Regions from separate parts of the Homo sapiens genome. Here region 2 is linked to region 1. Evidence: chromatin contacts called from ENCODE Hi-C or POLR2A ChIA-PET data. All regions are on one chromosome and are shown on one strand. Each heading gives the region's core, a stretch centred on a gene start or an enhancer-like site at or near the end of the contact. The rest is flanking DNA. Distances are from core to core; before and after follow the strand shown. Region 1 overlaps ANGPTL4 (angiopoietin like 4). Region 2 overlaps HNRNPM (heterogeneous nuclear ribonucleoprotein M).

Region 1 (4,562 bases), core at 780-3,279:
GAGTGGATCACTTGAGCCCAGGAGACCAATCTGAGCAACAGGGCGAAATCCTGTCTCAATTAAAAATACAAAAAACTAGCTGGGCATGGTGGTGCCTGCCTGTGTTCCCATCTACTTGGGAGGCTGAGTTGGGAGGATCTCTTGAGCCTAGGAGATAAGGCTGCAGTGAGCTGAGACTGCGCCACTGCACTCAAGCCTGGGTGACAGAGTGAGACCCCTGCCTCAAAAGAAAAAGAAAAAATGCAGGCATGGTGGCTCACACCTGTGGTCCCAGCTACTTGGGAGGCCCAGGTACAAGAATCACTTGAGCCCGTAAGGTTGACGCTGCATTGAGCCATCACCACACCACTGCACTCCAGCCTGGGCAATGGAGCCAGGCCCTGTCTCAAAAAAAATTGTTTTTAAACTTAAAAATAAGGCCGGGTGTGGGGGCTCACACCTGTAATCCCAGCACTTTGGGAGGCCGAGGTGGGTGGATCACCTGAGGTCAGGAGTTCAAAACTAGCCTGGCCAACATGGTGAAACCCTGTCTCTACTAAAAATACAAAAATTAGGCCAGGCGCAGTGGGTCATACCTGTAATCCCAGCACTTTGGGAGGCTGAGGAGGGTGGATCACATGAGGTAAGGAGTTTGAGACCAACCTGGCCAACATGGTGAAACCCCCTCACTACTAAAAATACAAAAACTAGCCAGGCGTGGTGGCGGGTGCCTGTAATCCCGGCTACTCAGGAGGCTGAGGCATGAGAATCCCTTGAACCTGGGAGGCAGAGGTGCAGTGAGCCGAGATTGTGCCACTGCACTCCAGCCTGGGAGATAGAGTGAGACTCAGTCTCAAAAAAAAAGACCAAAAATTAGCCAGGTGTGGTGGCAGGCGCCTGTAATCCCAGCTACTCGGGAGGCTGAGGGAGGAGAATCACTTAAACCTGAGAGACGGAGGTTGCAGTGAGCTGAGATCGCACCACTGCACTCCAGCCTGGGTGACAGAGTAAGACTCAATCTCAAAAAAAAAAAAGTCAAGTCCAAAGCCCAGCCTGGTCCCCAACCTGCCTCATCCTCAACCCTATCCCTATCTCCTTTCAGCCCCATCGGTGGCTCAAAGACCTGACCATGTTCCCTCTCCCCTGACCCCGGCAGGAGGCTGGTGGTTTGGCACCTGCAGCCATTCCAACCTCAACGGCCAGTACTTCCGCTCCATCCCACAGCAGCGGCAGAAGCTTAAGAAGGGAATCTTCTGGAAGACCTGGCGGGGCCGCTACTACCCGCTGCAGGCCACCACCATGTTGATCCAGCCCATGGCAGCAGAGGCAGCCTCCTAGCGTCCTGGCTGGGCCTGGTCCCAGGCCCACGAAAGACGGTGACTCTTGGCTCTGCCCGAGGATGTGGCCGTTCCCTGCCTGGGCAGGGGCTCCAAGGAGGGGCCATCTGGAAACTTGTGGACAGAGAAGAAGACCACGACTGGAGAAGCCCCCTTTCTGAGTGCAGGGGGGCTGCATGCGTTGCCTCCTGAGATCGAGGCTGCAGGATATGCTCAGACTCTAGAGGCGTGGACCAAGGGGCATGGAGCTTCACTCCTTGCTGGCCAGGGAGTTGGGGACTCAGAGGGACCACTTGGGGCCAGCCAGACTGGCCTCAATGGCGGACTCAGTCACATTGACTGACGGGGACCAGGGCTTGTGTGGGTCGAGAGCGCCCTCATGGTGCTGGTGCTGTTGTGTGTAGGTCCCCTGGGGACACAAGCAGGCGCCAATGGTATCTGGGCGGAGCTCACAGAGTTCTTGGAATAAAAGCAACCTCAGAACACTTTGTTCTTTGTTCTTGTTTGTTTTCTTTCTTTTTTTTCTCTTTCTTTAGTTCACAGATCTAGTAAGTTACCCTCAGTTTGTTTTAAAAAGTGAACAAAGTCCATGTAAACATGTTCCCAGGGCCAGGCACGGTGTCTCGTGCCTGTAATCCCAGCCATTTGTGAGGCCGAGACAGGCAGGTCACTTGAGGTCAGCAGTTCGAGACCAGCCGGGCCAACATGGTGGAACCCCCATCTCTACAAAAAAATACAAAAATTAGCCGAGCATGGTGGTGCACGTCTGTAGTCCCAGCTACTCTAGAGGCTGACGCAGAAGAATCACTTGAGCCAAGGAGGCAGAGGCTGCAAATAAGCCGAGATTGCGCCACTGCACTCCAGCCTGGGCAACAGAGCAAGACTCCATCTCAAAACAAAAATAATTTTTTTTTCGTAGAGGCAGGGTCTCATTCTATTGTCCAGGCTGGTCTCAAACACCGAGACTCAAGGGATCCTCCTGCCTTGGCTTCACAAAGTGATGGGATTAAAGGTGTGAGCGCCACTGCACCCACCCCTGAAGGCTCTAATTCTACATCTGTGTTTTGTTAAAAAAAAAAAAAAAAGATGGCGTGGTCGCTCATGCCTGTAATCCCAGCACTTTAGGAGGCCGAGGCAGGTGGATCATCTGACATTACGAGTTCCAGGCCCGCCTGACCAACATGGTGAAACCCCGTCTCTACTAAAAATACAAAAATTAGCCGGGTGTGGTGGCGGGTGCCTGTAATCCCAGCTACTCAGGAGGCTGAGGCAGGAGAATCACTTGAACTCGGGAGGTGGAGGTTGCGGTGAGCAGAGATCATGCCACTGCACTCCAGCCTGGGTGACAGAGCAAGACTTGATTTCAAAAAAAAAAAAAAAAAAAAAAAGAATAGGGCTGGGCGCATTGGCTCACACTTGTAACACTAGCACTTTGGGAGGCCAACGAGCGGATCACCCGAGGTCGGGTGATCCCGCTGTATTGCTCTATATAGTGAGATCCCTATATAGGGTCTCACTCTATTGTCCAGGCTGGTCTGGCCTGGCCAATGTGGTGAAACCTCATTTCTACTAAAAATACAAAAATTAGCTGGGCATAGTGATGCGCACCTATAATCCCAGCTACTCAGGAGGCTGAGGCCGGAGAATTGCTTGAACCCAGGAGGTGGAGGTTGCAGTGAGCCGAGATGGCGCTGAGAGGTGACAGCGTGCTGGCAGTCCTCACAGCCCTCGCTCACTCTCTGCGACTCCTCTGCCTGGGCTCCCACTGTGGCGGCACTTCAGGAGCCCTTCAGCCCACCGCTGCACTGTGGGAGCCCCTTTCTGGGCTGGCCAAGGCCGGAGCTGGCTCCCTCAGCTTGCAGGGAAGTGTGGAGGGAGAGGCGCGAGCCGGAATCGGGGCTGCGCGCGGTGCTTGTGGGCCAGCTGGAGTTCCGGGTGGGCGTGGGCTTGGCGGACCCTGCACTCAGAGCAGCCGTCCGGCCCTGCTGGCCCCGGGCAATGAGGGGCTTAGCACCCGGGCCGGACAGCGGCTGCGGAGGGTGTACTGGGTCCCCCAGCAGTGCCAGCGCACCGGCGCTGCGCTTGATTTCTCACCAGGCCTTAGCTGCCTTCCCGCGGGGCAGGGATCGGGACCTGCAGCCCGCCATGCCTGAGCCTCCCACCCCCTCCATGGGCTCCTGTGCGGCCCGCGCCTCCCTGACGAGCACTGCCCCATGCTCCATGGTGCCCAGTCCCATCCACCACCCAAGGGCTGAGGAGTGCAGGCGCACGGCGTGGGACTGGCAGGCAGCTCCACCTGCAGCCCCGGTGCAGGATCCACTGGGTGAAGCTAGCTGGGCTCCTGAGTCTGGTGGGGACGTGGAGAACCTTTGTCTAGCTCAGGGATTGTAAATACACCAATCATCACCCTATGTCTAGCTCAGGGTTTGTGAATGCACCAATGAACACTCTGTATCTAGCTACTCTGGTGGGGCCTTGGAGAACCTTTATGTCTAGCTCAGGGATTGTAAATACACCAATCGGCACTCTGTATCTAGCTCAAGGTTTGTAAACACACCAATCAGCACCCTGTGTCTAGCTCAGGGTTTGTGAATGCACCAATCGACACTCTGTATCTAGCTACTGTGGTGGGGCCTTGGAGAACCTTTGTGTTGACACTCTGTATCTAGTTAATCTGGTGGGGATGTGGAGAACCTTTGTGTCTAGCTCAGGAATTGTAAACGCACCAATCAGCGCCCTGTCAAAACAGACCAGTGGGCTCTACCAATCAGCAGGATGTGGGTGGGGCCAGATAAGAGAATAAAAGCAGGCTGCCCGAGCCAGCAGTGGCAACCCACTTGGGTCCCCTTCCACACTGTGGAAGCTTTGTTCTTTTGCTCTTTGCAATAAATCTTGTACTGCTCACTCTTTGGGTCCCCACTGCTTTTATGAGCTGTAACACTCACTGCGAAGGTCTGCAGCTTCACTCCTGAGCCAGTGAAACCATGAACCCACCAGAAGGAAGAAACGCTGAACACACCTGAACATCAGAAGAAACAAACTCCAGACGCGCCACCTTAAGAGCTGGAACACTTACCGCAAGGGTCCATGGCTTCATTCTTGAAGTCAGTGAGACCAAGAACCCCCCAATTCCGGATACAGTGCCACTGCACTCCAGCCCAGGCAACAGAGCGAGATTCTGTCTAAAAAATAAATAAATAAATATGAAATAAAATAAAAATTGTAATAATTGGATACCCTACATCT
Region 2 (4,445 bases), core at 974-3,473, 110 kb after region 1:
CATGCCTCCCCCTGGAGCATTTCTCAGTGTCTGCTGATGGAGAAACCTCAGATGTCTCAGGAATTGACGTCCATGGTTCACAAAGCTTGTCACAGACACTAGCACCTCACAGACACACATACAGGGGTGTTCTTTAGAAGTTGTGTTATGGAAATCTCAGCTGTGGCATAGAGCAGAGAGAATGCTGGGAGGCCCCCATGTGCCCACCACACAGCTGTAGCTGTTGTCAACATTTGAGGGGTGTCTTAATGGTAAATTATGGTGGGCCTTTACCCCTGATCCATGCCCATGAGCTGAAGTGGTCTGGCGTGTTGTGCACACGCACACTCAAGTTCTTGACACCCACCTGTGTTTTGTGTCCCTGTTTCAGGTGGAGGTGGAGGAAGCGTCCCTGGGATCGAGAGGATGGGTCCTGGCATTGACCGCCTCGGGGGTGCCGGCATGGAGCGCATGGGCGCGGGCCTGGGCCACGGCATGGATCGCGTGGGCTCCGAGATCGAGCGCATGGGCCTGGTCATGGACCGCATGGGCTCCGTGGAGCGCATGGGCTCCGGCATTGAGCGCATGGGCCCGCTGGGCCTCGACCACATGGCCTCCAGCATTGAGCGCATGGGCCAGACCATGGAGCGCATTGGCTCTGGCGTGGAGCGCATGGGTGCCGGCATGGGCTTCGGCCTTGAGCGCATGGCCGCTCCCATCGACCGTGTGGGCCAGACCATTGAGCGCATGGGCTCTGGCGTGGAGCGCATGGGCCCTGCCATCGAGCGCATGGGCCTGAGCATGGAGCGCATGGTGCCCGCAGGTATGGGAGCTGGCCTGGAGCGCATGGGCCCCGTGATGGATCGCATGGCCACCGGCCTGGAGCGCATGGGCGCCAACAATCTGGAGCGGATGGGCCTGGAGCGCATGGGCGCCAACAGCCTCGAGCGCATGGGCCTGGAGCGCATGGGTGCCAACAGCCTCGAGCGCATGGGCCCTGCCATGGGCCCGGCCCTGGGCGCTGGCATTGAGCGCATGGGCCTGGCCATGGGTGGCGGTGGCGGTGCCAGCTTTGACCGTGCCATCGAGATGGAGCGTGGCAACTTCGGAGGAAGCTTCGCAGGTTCCTTTGGTGGAGCTGGAGGCCATGCTCCTGGGGTGGCCAGGAAGGCCTGCCAGATATTTGTGAGAAATGTAAGTGGCTCTTGGGGAACTTCTTGGTGGTGGTGAGCATGAGGGGACAGGGGAGGCAAAGATCAGCAGGATGAAGTCAGAGGTGGCGCCCTTCAAAGGGGACCACACCTCCTTGCCACTGTCCCAAACGTTTTATGCTAGTGGGACAAGTAAGGAATGTGAGAACTGTGGGTTCTGGAAGAGCCTGGGCTTCTCCACTGTGCTAGAATATGGAGCAGACGCTGAGCTCAGAGACTCCAGTTTCTGATTGGTTGGCTTGAAGAGGCACTATGTGTTGCACGATGGTCCAGGGAAAGAAGTGGCTGTAACGGAATTATTTTCCCCAGCTCAGCCACCCTTAGCCACTATTTAGTGACTGTGGGCTGCGCACCGCAGGCCTGAGTGTCCCATCCTGCACGGTGCTCCCACAGGCAGAGCCCCAGGGAGGGAGCTGGCTGTGCCGCTTCACAGCCTTGTCCCACATGTATCTATTAGTTTCCTGCTGATCGCCTCAGTCTGAAGGGCAGCCAGCTTCTCGGTATAGTGAGAAATCTAGCATGGCCCTCAGAGCCAGCTGCAAGGCATGCCTTAGGATTTGGTTTAATCACGCATCAGTCTCCCTTTTCTTCTCCCCTTCAGCTGCCATTCGATTTCACATGGAAGATGCTAAAGGACAAATTCAACGAGTGCGGTAAGTGTTGGGAACGGCTTTGTAGGTGCTTCCCTCGTGCTTGTTGGTGACGCAGCCGAGTCAGCAGCAAAACCTCCCTCCCAGCCCCCTCCGTCGGCTCAGGACCCATGGCCTTGCCATGTTCTGCCCACGCCAATGCTCAGGCAGGTTGTTGAGTGTCCTGTGATGTGTCACATGTTTTTCAGCTGTGTTCTCATTTCATCCTTACTTCCTTTTTTCTTTTTGAGTCTTTGAAACAAGGTAGTAGTGTCCCCATTTCACAGATGAGTCAGGCAGAGTCTTCCTTCTGAGGTTACCTGGCTTCTAGGTGGCAAGGCTAAATAAATACATCCCAGACGAGGTCGCTTTCCCCTCAGCACAGCTGGTGTGGGGCCTCGGAGAGAACACAGCCCAGCAGGTGCCATGGGGAGGCGGTGCAGGCTCTGGGCACACAGCAGCTCCTGTGAGGGTGAGGCTAAGGTCTTGTGGTTTCCTGGCACATCGGGCAACTCTTCTGGAGGGCTCTGTCTGTGGCTGAAAGCAAGTTGTCTTCCTTCCCTGCCCTCCAGGGTGAGCCCCCACCCCGCATGCACCACCTCTGTTCTTTTTAGCTAGAGGGGCCTGAGCTAGAGGTCTGGGCAGCTGCTTCCGCACTGTCCTCCCGCTTCCTGTTTCAGCAGTGGCTCCGATTTCACCACCATTGCTGCTTCTCCATGGTTCTTGGGGCAAGCCGTTGAGTCATGATCTGCCTCTTTGCTCCATTCTTCACCTCTTTCCCCACTCCTGAGTTCCCATGTTGTAGCTAGATATTCTGAAAAGGCCAGTGGGATCACAGCGCCCCCAGCCCCCACTTTTGCAATGCCTGGAGCGGCCCTGTGCCTTCAAGAGGAAGTCCAGACTCACAAGCCCCTTGAAGACCTGGTCCTATCCTCCTCCATCTCCCTCCTGTCCCAGAACCTGAGCGGCAAGTGCTGCACGTGTCCCGCAATGCTCTCGTGTGAGCCAATTACTGGCAAGTCTTCTTTCTGGTGAATTTCTGTGTAAGCTCACTCAGAACTTGCCCCTGAGGACCCCTCCACCCTACCTGCCCTGGGCCCTCTCTTAGGCACTGAGTTCCCACCTCTGGCATTGTGGCCCTACCACCTTTGGTACTCCTGGAGTAGAGCCTTTGCCCTCTAGGGCTCTGTCCACGGCGTTGACACATATCTGGATGCTTAACGGGTGCTCAAATGAATAAGTGAAACCTGCTGGCTTTCATTTGGACAGTACAGACGTGTCCATTGGATTGCGGATGGCTTTGTAACCAGGGGCGGTGGCATATCAAAAATGAAGACTTTGTAAAATGTATGGGAACTTTCTGCCTATAAAGCTGGCTTTACACTGCGCCTTCTTTTTTGAACTTCCTGAAGCGTAAAGGCGTGCATTGAATCCGCCAGGAAGGCTTTTCATGGGGCAGGGGCAGGCTCTGTTAGCAGAAGAATGGCAGTGTGGCTGAGGGGGCCGTAGTCATTGGTTCTCGCCATTGTATTCTGAGCCTTTGTGCTCTAGGCTTCAGGGCCTCTCCTTTTTGACTCTGTCCACCAAAATCTAACAAAATCGGGACTGAGTGTCGTCTCTTCTTCCCTCCCTGTCCTAGGCCACGTGCTGTACGCCGACATCAAGATGGAGAATGGGAAGTCCAAGGGGTGTGGCGTGGTTAAGTTCGAGTCGCCAGAGGTGGCCGAGAGAGCCTGCCGGATGATGAATGGCATGAAGCTGAGTGGCCGAGAGATTGACGTTCGAATTGATAGAAACGCTTAAGCAGTTGCCTTTTTTAAACATCGATACGAGACCTCTGAATTTGTATTTTTTCTTGTTAACCATTTTAATTTGTTGGCTGGATGTATAAAGATGTTTAAAAAATTCAGTTGCTTTTTGGGGTAATTTGAATTACTTTTTTAATGACTGGGGTTCCATTTGACTGTTTGCATTGAGATTGCAATGTGCGCAATTTTTTTTGTAGTTGTGGCATCTTGTTGACATCGAATATGACTTTGATAATAAATACCGGTTCCTGAAAACGGCCTGCTTGTGTGTGCTGTGTGGGCAACCACGCGAGGTGTGGGGAGCTGGGGTCACTCGAGCTTCCAGTCCAAGCAGCAGGGATCTCATCCCCTCTCTTGCTTGTCTGAGGCCCCAGGGGTGGGTGCCTGCCCACAGATGGGGGGAGACTCTTCCCTGGAAACTGCCTTCCTGTGGGCTGTAATCCCCCGGCTTACAATGGAGCGTTTGGCTGTTTAGAGCCTTCTGAGGCCAGGCGCGGTGGTTCATGGCTGTAGTCCCAGCTACTCAGGAGGCTGAGGCAGGAGAATCACTCGAACCCAGGAGGCGGAGGTTGCAGTGAGTGAGATCGCGCCACTGCACTCCAGCCTGGGCAACAGAGCAAGACTCCGTCTCAAAAAAAAAAAAAAAAAAGCCCCCCGAAAGCCATCCTGTCTCCCTGTTGTGAAGTTAACGCCCTGGGGCACAGGCCCTGCCTGAGTCAGGCTTGTTCTCTGGCTTTTTTTTTTTCCTGCTGAAACAGACCAAACTGTGTGCCACCTTCCATGCGTGTTCAGTCCTGCCAGAGGCTCAGGCCAAATCT

What was found. Hi-C counts contacts between places; a loop is a spot of excess contacts on that map. ChIA-PET counts read pairs that join two places held with the same protein, here RNA polymerase II (POLR2A).
Region 2: a map of astrocyte of the cerebellum shows a loop between it and region 1 (4-fold over the local background). The contact joins two enhancer-like sites. A Hi-C loop is called at or near these places in 1 of 168 maps with a recorded cell type or tissue (astrocyte of the cerebellum). POLR2A ChIA-PET finds 5 or more read pairs at or near these places in 3 of 52 experiments (AG04450, common myeloid progenitor, CD34-positive and naive thymus-derived CD4-positive, alpha-beta T cell).

The regions. Positions count from the first base shown.
Region 1 is chr19:8,372,570-8,377,131 of GRCh38, forward strand. ANGPTL4 (angiopoietin like 4) reads left to right here. Exons shown (of 7, transcript NM_139314.3): 7 at 1,136-1,801. The coding sequence ends at 1,317. It overlaps RAB11B-AS1 (RAB11B antisense RNA 1), which reads right to left. Exons shown (of 3, transcript NR_038237.1): 2 at 4,393-4,498; 3 at 1,807-2,039. Among named protein-coding and RNA genes, the nearest start is that of ANGPTL4, 11 kb to the left of the region's middle. Within about 2 kb of position 2,030, at least 9 of the 41 ENCODE cell types and tissues checked have a DNase peak (open chromatin) inside an H3K27ac peak, as active enhancers do.
Region 2 is chr19:8,485,233-8,489,677 of GRCh38, forward strand. It overlaps HNRNPM (heterogeneous nuclear ribonucleoprotein M), which reads left to right. Exons shown (of 16, transcript NM_005968.5): 14 at 371-1,173; 15 at 1,792-1,843; 16 at 3,459-3,882. The coding sequence ends at 3,622. Among named protein-coding and RNA genes, the nearest start is that of PRAM1, 15 kb to the right of the region's middle. RefSeq lists enhancers at 1,948-2,037, 2,328-2,377. Within about 2 kb of position 2,224, at least 15 of the 41 ENCODE cell types and tissues checked have a DNase peak (open chromatin) inside an H3K27ac peak, as active enhancers do.